2 separate regions of the Mus musculus genome follow, and region 2 is linked to region 1. The links are chromatin contacts, found by POLR2A ChIA-PET in ENCODE. All regions are on one chromosome and are shown on one strand. The core of a region is the stretch at or near the end of the contact, and the rest is flanking DNA. Distances in the headings are between cores, read along the strand shown.

What was found. ChIA-PET counts read pairs that join two places held with the same protein, here RNA polymerase II (POLR2A).
Region 2: POLR2A ChIA-PET joins it to region 1 with 19 read pairs in Patski. The contact joins the promoter of Ccar2 here to the promoter of Egr3 in region 1. POLR2A ChIA-PET finds 5 or more read pairs at or near these places in 2 of 5 experiments (Patski and embryonic stem cell).

What each region holds. Positions count from the first base shown.
Region 1 is chr14:70,074,436-70,078,900 of GRCm38, forward strand. It overlaps Egr3 (early growth response 3), which reads left to right and starts at 2,882. Exons shown (of 2, transcript NM_018781.4): 1 at 2,882-3,163; 2 at 4,461-4,465. The coding sequence starts at 3,010.
Region 2 is chr14:70,151,133-70,156,240 of GRCm38, forward strand. It overlaps Ccar2 (cell cycle activator and apoptosis regulator 2), which reads right to left and starts at 2,659. Exons shown (of 21, transcript NM_146055.3): 1 at 2,495-2,659; 2 at 1,532-1,625; 3 at 1,241-1,332; 4 at 748-839; 5 at 429-543; 6 at 142-271. The coding sequence starts at 1,589. It overlaps 9930012K11Rik (RIKEN cDNA 9930012K11 gene), which reads right to left. Exons shown (of 7, transcript NM_001112735.1): 5 at 5,029-5,108; 6 at 4,718-4,821; 7 at 3,273-4,144. The coding sequence ends at 4,036.

The DNA.
Region 1 (4,465 bases), core at 1,632-4,131:
AGAGCCCAACAGGTGGAAAAGTGGATGTTATCCTGGGTCCTTGCTAGTTGAGCTGGGCTGCCATAGGCCTTCCACTTCCTTCCCACCACCCTGTCAGGCTGATCTCTGCCTCACGCGGGGAGACACGGGCATTGCAGTCCATCTTAGACCTGCTGCTCGGTCCAGGGCCGAGAACCTCGCAGCAAGTCCAGGCAGAAGGCAGGAACCCACCGAGACACCCCGCCCCTCCCACCGCAGTCAGCCAGCCTCCCCTCGCACGCGCAGCAGGAAGCAATGCAGAGGCGTGCCCAAAGCTTGCGGGTACCCTAGGCACCCCTTCCCCTCCCCAATTGCCTGGCTCTCCAGCCAGAGGCCAGAGCTCGAGGCTAATTTTTCACGCACCCCCCCCCCCCCCGCCAGACCGCCTCTCTAGGTGACGCTACAGTCTGTGCGGTTCCTTTAAAGGCTGCGGGTTCCGTTCTTCCCTTTTCCACTGGATGCCAAAATATGCAAATCCGGGGACCGGAATCTGCAGCCAAATAGAGCAGGAGAAGGGGCGCGGCCGGCGCGTCACCGGATCCGCTCCTTGTATGGCTCTTCCCGGCTTGGCCCGCTGCCCCGCGACCCTCCCTGCAGCCGCGGAGGCCCCTCCCGCACCCAGCTAGGCTCACACCGCCGCCCACGCCCCTGACCAGCCGCTCCCCCCTCCAGGGATGGAGCCGGGGGCGGGAAGCGCTGCATGCCCTGATTCCGGCCGAAGCCCGGGACCGCTGCAGCGCGCAGTCTCCCCGCGCCGCGCGGGCGGAGGAGAACCCGGGGGCGCAAAGCCTCTAGAGCACAGGAATGGGTAGCCTGGAGGGAGAGGAGGTGGGGGTGGCAGAGATGGGGGCTCACGGGCGGCGGGAATCCCTCCTTCCCTAAGAGCTAGAGGAGATCCGGGGGAGTCTGGGCCCTTCCCACCCAATGTTCTCCTCCAAACTGAGGGGAGGGAAGAGGGAGTGAGGTTGTCATCCACCCCCATCACAATGCGCAGCTAGGGAGTTCCTCCCACGCGTCCCCCGGCCCCGCATGGACCTCCCACGGCGTGAGGCCCGGGGATCCTCTCTTCCTTCTTGTCAACACTCCCACTCCCCCTGAGAGATGCAAGTTCCCCCAACCCCGACTCTCCAGCGGGGGCCGCGGGATTCACCGCGCCCACGCGGCCACTGAGGAGGGAATCCTCCCCCGCCAACCCGGTGTGATTCGGGGTCGCGCCTCCGTGCTCCCTCCCTCTCCTCCCCCTCGCTCTCAGCCAGGCTGCGCGCTTCAGGAGCAGGCCTCGGGGAACACATCACCCACCCCCGGGATCCGCTGTCGAGGTGACAGCACCCTGGGTCGGCACAGGGGGCCGCCCTTGACTGCAAGGCACCCTCAGGCAGCAATGAGGACAACCCTGCGGGAGACAGAGAGTAGAGACTGGAGGAGACCGCCTTGGTGGCTTAGAATCTGTGGGTTTCACATCTTCCCGCAGTAACTCAGCCGCAAGCCCTTCGCCGGCTGCAGTAGATAGCGACTGTGCCCCGGCCTGCTGGGCCCTCCTGCCATCCTGTGGCCAAAGGGGTTTGCTTTAGAACCGTTAGGGAATTTATCTGGGAATTATTTGGTGCACGTGTTTTCTATCCCCTAAACTTCACTCTTTCCTAATCTCCACAACAACAACAACAACAACAAAACCCTCATACCCTCGCCCCTAAAAGTTCTTGCCCACTGCGCAACTAGCTAATCCGCTACACATTCCCGGGCCACTGCGCTCAACTGAGAGTCAGCGCGGGGTCAGGAACCCCAAGGGAGGGGCCGGGGCTGCGGGCGGTGAATCAGAATGATGTCCGCACGAAAGTTCTAAGTGTCCAAGAATAAGAAGCCTTAGGACATTAGAACCCCTTCCCCAAAGGAAAATACTTCATCTCTCCATCTGAATCCAGTCAAGGATAAGAAGGAAAGACAGAAGTTGTGTGGGGGAGCCTGGCTTGAAGCGGTCACCTCTCCCATTCCTAGACTGCTAAGGAACCTGTGTCCTGGTGTACTGAACTCTTTCTAAATGCTGGGAGTGCTGGAGACCAATTGCAAACAACTCCACTCCTCCAACGACTAAATTCTGTCTCTAATGCTGTCCTCAAATAAAAACCTACATGTTTAGTTACAGGGTTTTTCAACTGTGCACTGCGCATCGCGCGCTTTGCATTCGGCTTCGTCCCTCTTTCTTTTTTCTCTTCTCGCTTTCCTTCTTTCTAATCTAATTGACTTTTTTTTTTTTTTTTTTTTTTTTTTTAAAGAACGGAGAGCGGTGCGGGCGCTGCACGTTGGCTGCGGCCCGCTTCCTGCTTTCTAATGTTCCATTGTGAGGAGCTTCCATTGTGACGTCGCGCCCCTTCGGCTGGGCTTTGTCTGTCCATATATGGGCAGCTACGTCACGGAGCTTTCCCGGGGCTCAGATAAATAGACTGGTGGAGTTCCCTGGCTGGGAGCTTTTGGGCAGCAGTGAGCTAGCTAGGAAGCGGCGGGGCTGGTTGGTGGTGATAGCAGCGGCGGCGGCAGCAGCAGCAGAGGAGGTGGCGGCGGCAGCGGCGGCGGCGGCTGTGGCAGATCGGGGGGCGGGGGGGGTCGGCGGGCTCGTGTCTGTGAGATCAATACTGAAGCCGCGTCTGACCCCCTGGAGCCTAGATCACCCCCCCAGCCCAGCCCCCATCCCACTCCTCGCACACGCCCCACCCCACCCCCACGACCCAGCGTCGCACCGCACCAGCCGAGGCACCCGAGAGGATTACCCTCTTTGCCCCTCTCCCATCCACCCCTCCAAAAAAGAATAGATCCCCTCCCCTGACCCACCCCTTCCCCTTTTCACTCCCCCCTCCCTCCGAACTTTCCCTCTCGCATGCTTTTCCCCTGCACCACGGATCGCCTCTCGGATGCCGCTCGCCTGGAAGCTGCGTTAGGAACAGGCGGCGGCGGCGGTGGCGGCGGCGGCGGTGGCGGCGGTAGCTCGGGAGTGCTATGACCGGCAAACTCGCCGAGAAGCTGCCGGTGACCATGAGCAGTTTGCTAAATCAATTGCCTGACAATCTGTACCCCGAGGAGATCCCCAGCGCGCTCAACCTCTTCTCCGGCAGCAGCGACTCGGTAGCCCATTACAATCAGATGGCTACAGGTAAGGGTGGCGGTGAGGCGGCGAGGCAGCGAGGAAGGAAAGGGGGAGGACGAGGAGGAGGGAGCGAGCTAGCGATGGATGCACATATCGATGGATGCAGAAATGGATGGATGGAGAGACGGATGGAAAGATGGGGGGCGCGCTGGGAATTTTCTGGGGGGCGAGTTGCTTTTCCCACCCACTCCTCCCGCCCTCCGAGATCGGGAAGGCTTGGTTGGAGACGCCACGGTTGAGGCTTCGGTTCTCCCGGGTGGGGGCAGCCGCCGACTGGAGGGAGGTAGGTGCGAGCAGCTCTGGGGTTCTCCCTCCCCACGCAGGGGGCCCGATCGCTGGGCTGCGTGCAAGGCGTGGTGCTGTAGCCCCCTTTCTCGGGAGGAGCCCAGCGTCTTTTTCACCCGCGCTCTCCCCCCTCCTTACTCCCTCAGCCTCCCACCCGGGATGGAGCCATGTGCGGCGTGGAGTCCCCACGGTGGGAGAGGTACTGCGACGCTGCCTTTCCGGGGCGTTCAGCAAAGCCATTGGGGGTGTGGGGACGGTGGGGAGAGGGAGGGGGCTCACCCACGGGGCGGGGGAAAGGGTTTGCCACCGGGGGCGATCCTGGGACCCGGGAGCTTGGGAACGGCGGCCGCTCCCGCCGTGGAGACATGGGCTGGTTTTCCGCCGCTCTCCACTCTCCTTAGCTGGGTTTAGGCTTTTCCCCTCCAGCCCGAGCAGAAAGCTCCTTCAGGCCGGGAGGAGACTGGGGCCGGGAGAGGCTCCCTTTACGGGCGGCACCCTTCTGCGCTCCGAGGACAAAAGCGTCGAAGCTCTTTGGGTCGGCCACCCGGGCTCAGCGCGCGTAGGGGGACCTCGCTTGGGGCATGAAGGCGCGGCGTCTTGGAGTAGACAGGGCCGGGGGAAGAGGCCGAGTTGTGTGTGCTGGAGAGCGAGAGCCGGGCGCGCTCCGGGTCTGAAACTACCTGTAGCTGCAGCTACCTGTCCGCCCCACCTCGGGAAGAACAACAATGCTCTCTTGCGCGCGTGCGTGTCTGTGTGTGGTACGTGAGTGTGTGCGCGGCGTGTGCGGTGTGTGTGCCGGAGCCACTCCACACCCCGATCCGTAGTATTTTGCTGTATCCAGGTTGCGCCGGGGAGCGCGGCACCGCCCGCTTTGCGCCGGGCTCGGCGTTCCTCTTACCCCACGCGCTGCGCACTCCAGCCGGCCGCACCCTCTACTCCTGGGCAAGGACCTGGGCGCCGCGGCCGGGAGCCGGCTCGGCTTCACTCACCCCTCCCCTCTCTCCCCCGCTCTCCGCAGAGAAT
Region 2 (5,108 bases), core at 1,409-3,908, 76 kb after region 1:
CTCAAAAGCCCTAAAACCCCGTCCAGCTTCCTCCTCCTCTTCCTGTGTAGAGAAGTACCCCCTCTGTTCTAAGAGCATCTATATGAAAGGAACAAGTCCTTCCCTCCAGATTACCCCACCCTGCATGCCACCAGGACTCACGCTTCTGAGGGAAAAGGGGGGGAATTCGGTGAGGCTGAAAGATCAGCTGGGGCTGAGCTCCCAGGATCCCTTGCTTCTGGCCCAGAGCTGCCACGTGCAGAAGGGGAGGCGCTGGAGACTTCAGTAAGGGCTAGAGGAAAATAGCCGGCAAGTTTAGGGGATCCCCAGGTTGATACCATGAAGAGACATCTATCCCACCTCCTCAACAAAAAGGATTGTGCCCAAAAGTCAGACCACAAGACTTCCTCCTCTCCTCCCCATTGCAGAGGACATGCTAAGAAAAATACCTGGTTGGAGAGCGTCTGCACCTTGACAGCATTCCAGGGCACGGCCTGGCCTGGGTTGTATGCGGCCTTCACCAGCACCTTCTCCCCCAGCTGGGGCAGTCGACCCTTCACCACACTGCCAGCACACAAACCAGGAGGCCCCATCAGGAGGCACCCTGGACAAGTTATTCTGACTGCCCCCAGGAAGACCTTCTCCATCAAAATTTCTCATACCGTGCAGTAAGATAGCAAAGCAATGGCTTTAAAGAGGGGGCCCACCAGCACAGAGACAGAACTAAATGCAACAACCTTTCCGAGAACAGACTAGCCTCAAGCCTACCTTAGCTGAAAAAAGACTTCTTCATCTACCACCCCAAAGTAGTCATGCAAGCTGGTAACAATGCCTGTGAAGACTCGCTGCTTTTCCCCACTCTGCAAGAGAAGGATAGGTCAAAAGCAACAGGAAGTGACCTGAACAAAATCATGCTATGTCACTAGGGCCTCATCTCTAGCCACAGGGACTCGGCTCGTGGTATTACAGGAAAATTCACATGGGAAGAAAACCAGTGGGCACACAGCCTATCTGTGAAGAGGACAGACGCTAATACTTGACTTCATCCAAACCGCACCAAGACCTCTCTGGAGCCAGGTATTCAAGATTCCCCAACCTAAGAGTTGTCTGCGTTCCCCAACACTGGCCTACTACCAGGACAAAACCAAACCAACCAACCAAACAAAAAACCATTGTAACACAAGAAACAACACACAGCAGGCATCCAAACATACTAGGGTCGCCCCAAAGGGAAACTCGCTAGAAAGAGCACCCAACATACCTGAAGGTGCCTGGCATTTTGGGACAGGTCTGTGGCCACAGGAGGAGTAAGTAGACCAGGGGGAGGGCCCAAAAGAGATGTTGAAGCTGCGCCTATGGGGACAGAGAAGCAATCTCCAGGAATTGCACCTACTACCCGAAGCACTAGAAGATAGCCAGAGGATCTTATAAACCCAGAGGTCTAGGTGGCTCCAATCAGCTACTCAGACATTCAGAAAAACACCCAAGAGCCATAGTTTTTGAAACTGAGTCTCGAGCATGTTCTGAGTGTAACCAGTAAGGAGTTAAGCACCTGAGAAGTTGCGTCCCCCTGGAAGTGGGTTGATCCTCTGCCGCTTAAACTGGGACATTTGGAATACTGTCCTTTCAAGGTCTTGGGGGGAAACCTTCAATCAAAACAGAAAGAAGTTAGCAGCTCCAATGGAAAACTTCCATCTATTGGGGAGGGGGAGGGGGGATAGAAAATCTTAAGTAAAGCTTTTAAGGTGAAGAGGTGGGTCCTAAAATGGAAGAATGGAGAGGATGTAGAGGAGATGAAATTGGTAGTAACGTTACTCCAGTTTGTTCTCACAATAACCTAGTGGTGGGTGCTAGTGACATGCTGGTTTACAGACAAGGAAACTGGAGCTTTGAGATCCGGAGACTTGCCCAAGGCCACAAAACCAGGTAGTGACAGAGTGGGACTCACACCCAGGTCTCCCAACAACTTAGCACTCCTTTCACTATGTCACTGGCACCCCTTAGAGAAGCTGGAGGAGTGAGGGGCTGGAAGAGCTCCGGTGACATTCATTCATTCAAAAACATCCGCCAGAACACTCCACGCAGGGCCGGGGCAAAAAATAAAAATAAAAGGTGCGAGTAGCGGGTTGGTGATGCGGGCCCTCTCCCCGGAAGCCCGCCAGGCGTCTTTAGGACCCGCTGGTGGGAAGGGAGCTGTCCAGCCGGCCCTCGCCAAGCGGCCTGCACGCCGCTCCCTCCTCCTAGGTCCCGACCCTAGGCTCCGGCCTCCGCAGCCGCCTGCGCAGAGCTTTCCGGGCCGGGCCACCGAGAAGCCACCGTGGGAGGTTCACGGCGCGAGGTTTCTCCTCCTCCCGCCCGCCCCCAGGGCCGAGGCCGTTGCCAGGGCGACGGAGCTTGCAGTCCAGAGGGGCTCGGCTCTTTCCGCGACTGGCGCATCTTCGCCGTTCGGACCCCGCAGCCTCGCCACCCGAGAGAGACGGAGAGGCGGGGGCGCAGCAGGAGGCCCCCAACCCACCTGCGGGCCAGGGCCACGACACCAGGGGGACAAAGACACCCGGAACCACCGCAGCCGCCGCTGCCACCACCACCGGAAACGCCTCTCCGGAAGAGAGACCACTGGTCGGAAGCTGCCACTCTCCCGGATATGGTACCTCCCTCTTCTCCATCGACCTCTCCCTTCCCCCACACCAGCCTGCCATCCCGCTCCAACTGTGGAACGGAAGTGCGCCTTCCCAGATCCGATAATGCCTTCGGAAGCCGAGCTCGGTGGTGTCCTCTCTCAAGTGTCCCATCAGAAAAGTAAGCTCGAACCATTGGTTCCAGGTCTCAAAATGACTGGAACTGGACCCACTCCCACAAACACAAGGAAGGGGACTACCACTTACACACCCTGCTGTGCTCTACTAACCCCCAAGACTACAGCAACAAAAGAAGCAGGGCCTCCATTGGCTAGAGGAGGAGCGTGCCTACTGGGGGTCCATTTCCAGGGGATAGTCTTCTGACTAAAGCCAATGACCACCCCACCCCACCCCCATCCCTATTCCTGTCCTTTTCTTGACTGCACCATCAGCAAGGGGTAAGCATATCCGAAATCTATACCCAGACTCTCAAATATGAAACGTACACGATCTTAATGAAGTGGCTCTATCCAAAATCTTGCCAGAAATGTGGCTATTTTCACAACTATTAACAGTGAACACACACACACCTTCCTTTAACTTCTGGCCTCCCATCTCCCCACTCCTGTTTGCCTCCAGCATCACACCCTTCCCAGGTCATTTAACAGTCACAGCACACATTGAGAATGTTTAATGTTACTTCATCCTCCTAACAAGCTTATGAGGTAGGTAAGGTGGGTATCATGGTCCCAAGTAGGAAGCTGTGGCTCAGAAATTAAGAGACTTCGCTATGGTTAAACTCCAGGATAGAACACAGCATCTTAGAGTTGACCTTGCAAGTTATGTGTTGTTCCTCTCAATGTTCTTGACCTTCCCCCCATCCCTCATTCAGCCTTCAGGGGCTGTACTCCAGAGCCGTGACTCACTACAAAGGTACCCAAGGCAATGTTGTTCTTGGTCCTAGGGCTGCCGTCTCAGGTATGAGGAAGACATTAGAAGTCCACATTAGTAACTGTTCATTGTGGAATGAAGATCGGTGCCATCCTTCCAGTGACACCCCAAACACCAACCCTTTGGACGAATGATTCCATCAGATGGGGCAGACGGAAGTCCAACAAAGATTGCATAAACTTACATCTGCAACATGCTGACACACTCCCATACTAAACATGCTCTATGAGCACCTGATAAATAAGTCAATTCACATTGCCTAAGCCCAGAGATTTCTGATGAGGAGGAAGAGCCCTGGAAGAGTGCTGGAACTGCACTCAGGAACCTCTTGGGGATCCAGGGCTCCTTGCTTCGATGCTTAGAGATGGATTTGGCCTTCACCTTGAAGAGGAGCAAGCACCAATAGCTTTTCTTGGCAGTGCAGAGAAGCAGCAGTAAGCCAAAATGTGAGGGACTTCTTCCCAAGGTCACCAGGTACACCAAGAGGTCATACAGAAAGATTTTTTGCTCGTGGCTTCTTAACCACCAATGCTGGTATAAAGGTCTTCCGTTGGGAATGGCACGGAGTCCTGTCAGAGAGGTTTCTAAACTCCATCCTATAGAAAAGCAAAGGAAAGTTAGACAAGAAGAGAAAGAAAACAGACAAGAAGCTTTGCATACCTCCTGAGGAGAAGCTGCCAACCATGACAGACAGACTTCACCTACAGTAAAATACTTTGCCTGTGTGTCTACCTTACCAGCCCCTAAATTTCAGTGGTAAGGAGTGAGGGCTTGACACGTGAGGATGAACATGCCGCCCACAATCTGGTAGTGGCTTCGGGAAAGCCACTGTTCCCAATCTCATGTCATCTTCTGTCTCTTCACCAACAAATAGGGCATATTTTTGTTTAGTTGGGTTTTTTTTGGGGGGGTTGTTTTGTTTTGTTTTGTTTTTTTTCAAGTCAGGGTTTCTCTGTGTAGCCCTGGCTGCCCTGGAACTCACTCTGTAGACCAGGCTGGCCTCGAACTCAGAAATCTGCCTGCCTCTGCCTCCTGAGTGCTGGGATTAAAGGCGTGCGCCACCAAGCCCGGCCAAATGGGGCATCTTAACTACAAGACAGGACACTACCAACATCCTCGCCCAGCAGTCTCTCCCCACTGCCTAAATCTAAATCAGGCACAAGACTCACCTGGATCCAGAACCATCAGGGGGAACAGGAGGCTCAGGAAGTCGAGGGCTCCTCCAACGGAGCCGATTGAGCAGAACTTTGACCTTATCCCAGTGGGAGAGATCCTGCTGAACAGAGAATAAGGGCTCATCTTATTATAGTACATCTATATACTATACATCCCTAATGAAGCTACCAGGAACTTCACTGCCCAAGCAAATCACCTGCTCCAAACAGCAATCCTGTCATTTCCCTGTCATTGCACTTACACATTCCCATGTTCCCCCACCCTGCACCATTCTACTACCTGCTCCACATATATCCATCACTACCTTGGGTTCCTGGGAGGGTGGAAGGATGTGGGTTGGTTCCAGCAAGGCCTCTGGCAGCCTAGAGGGGCTGGTGACAAGCA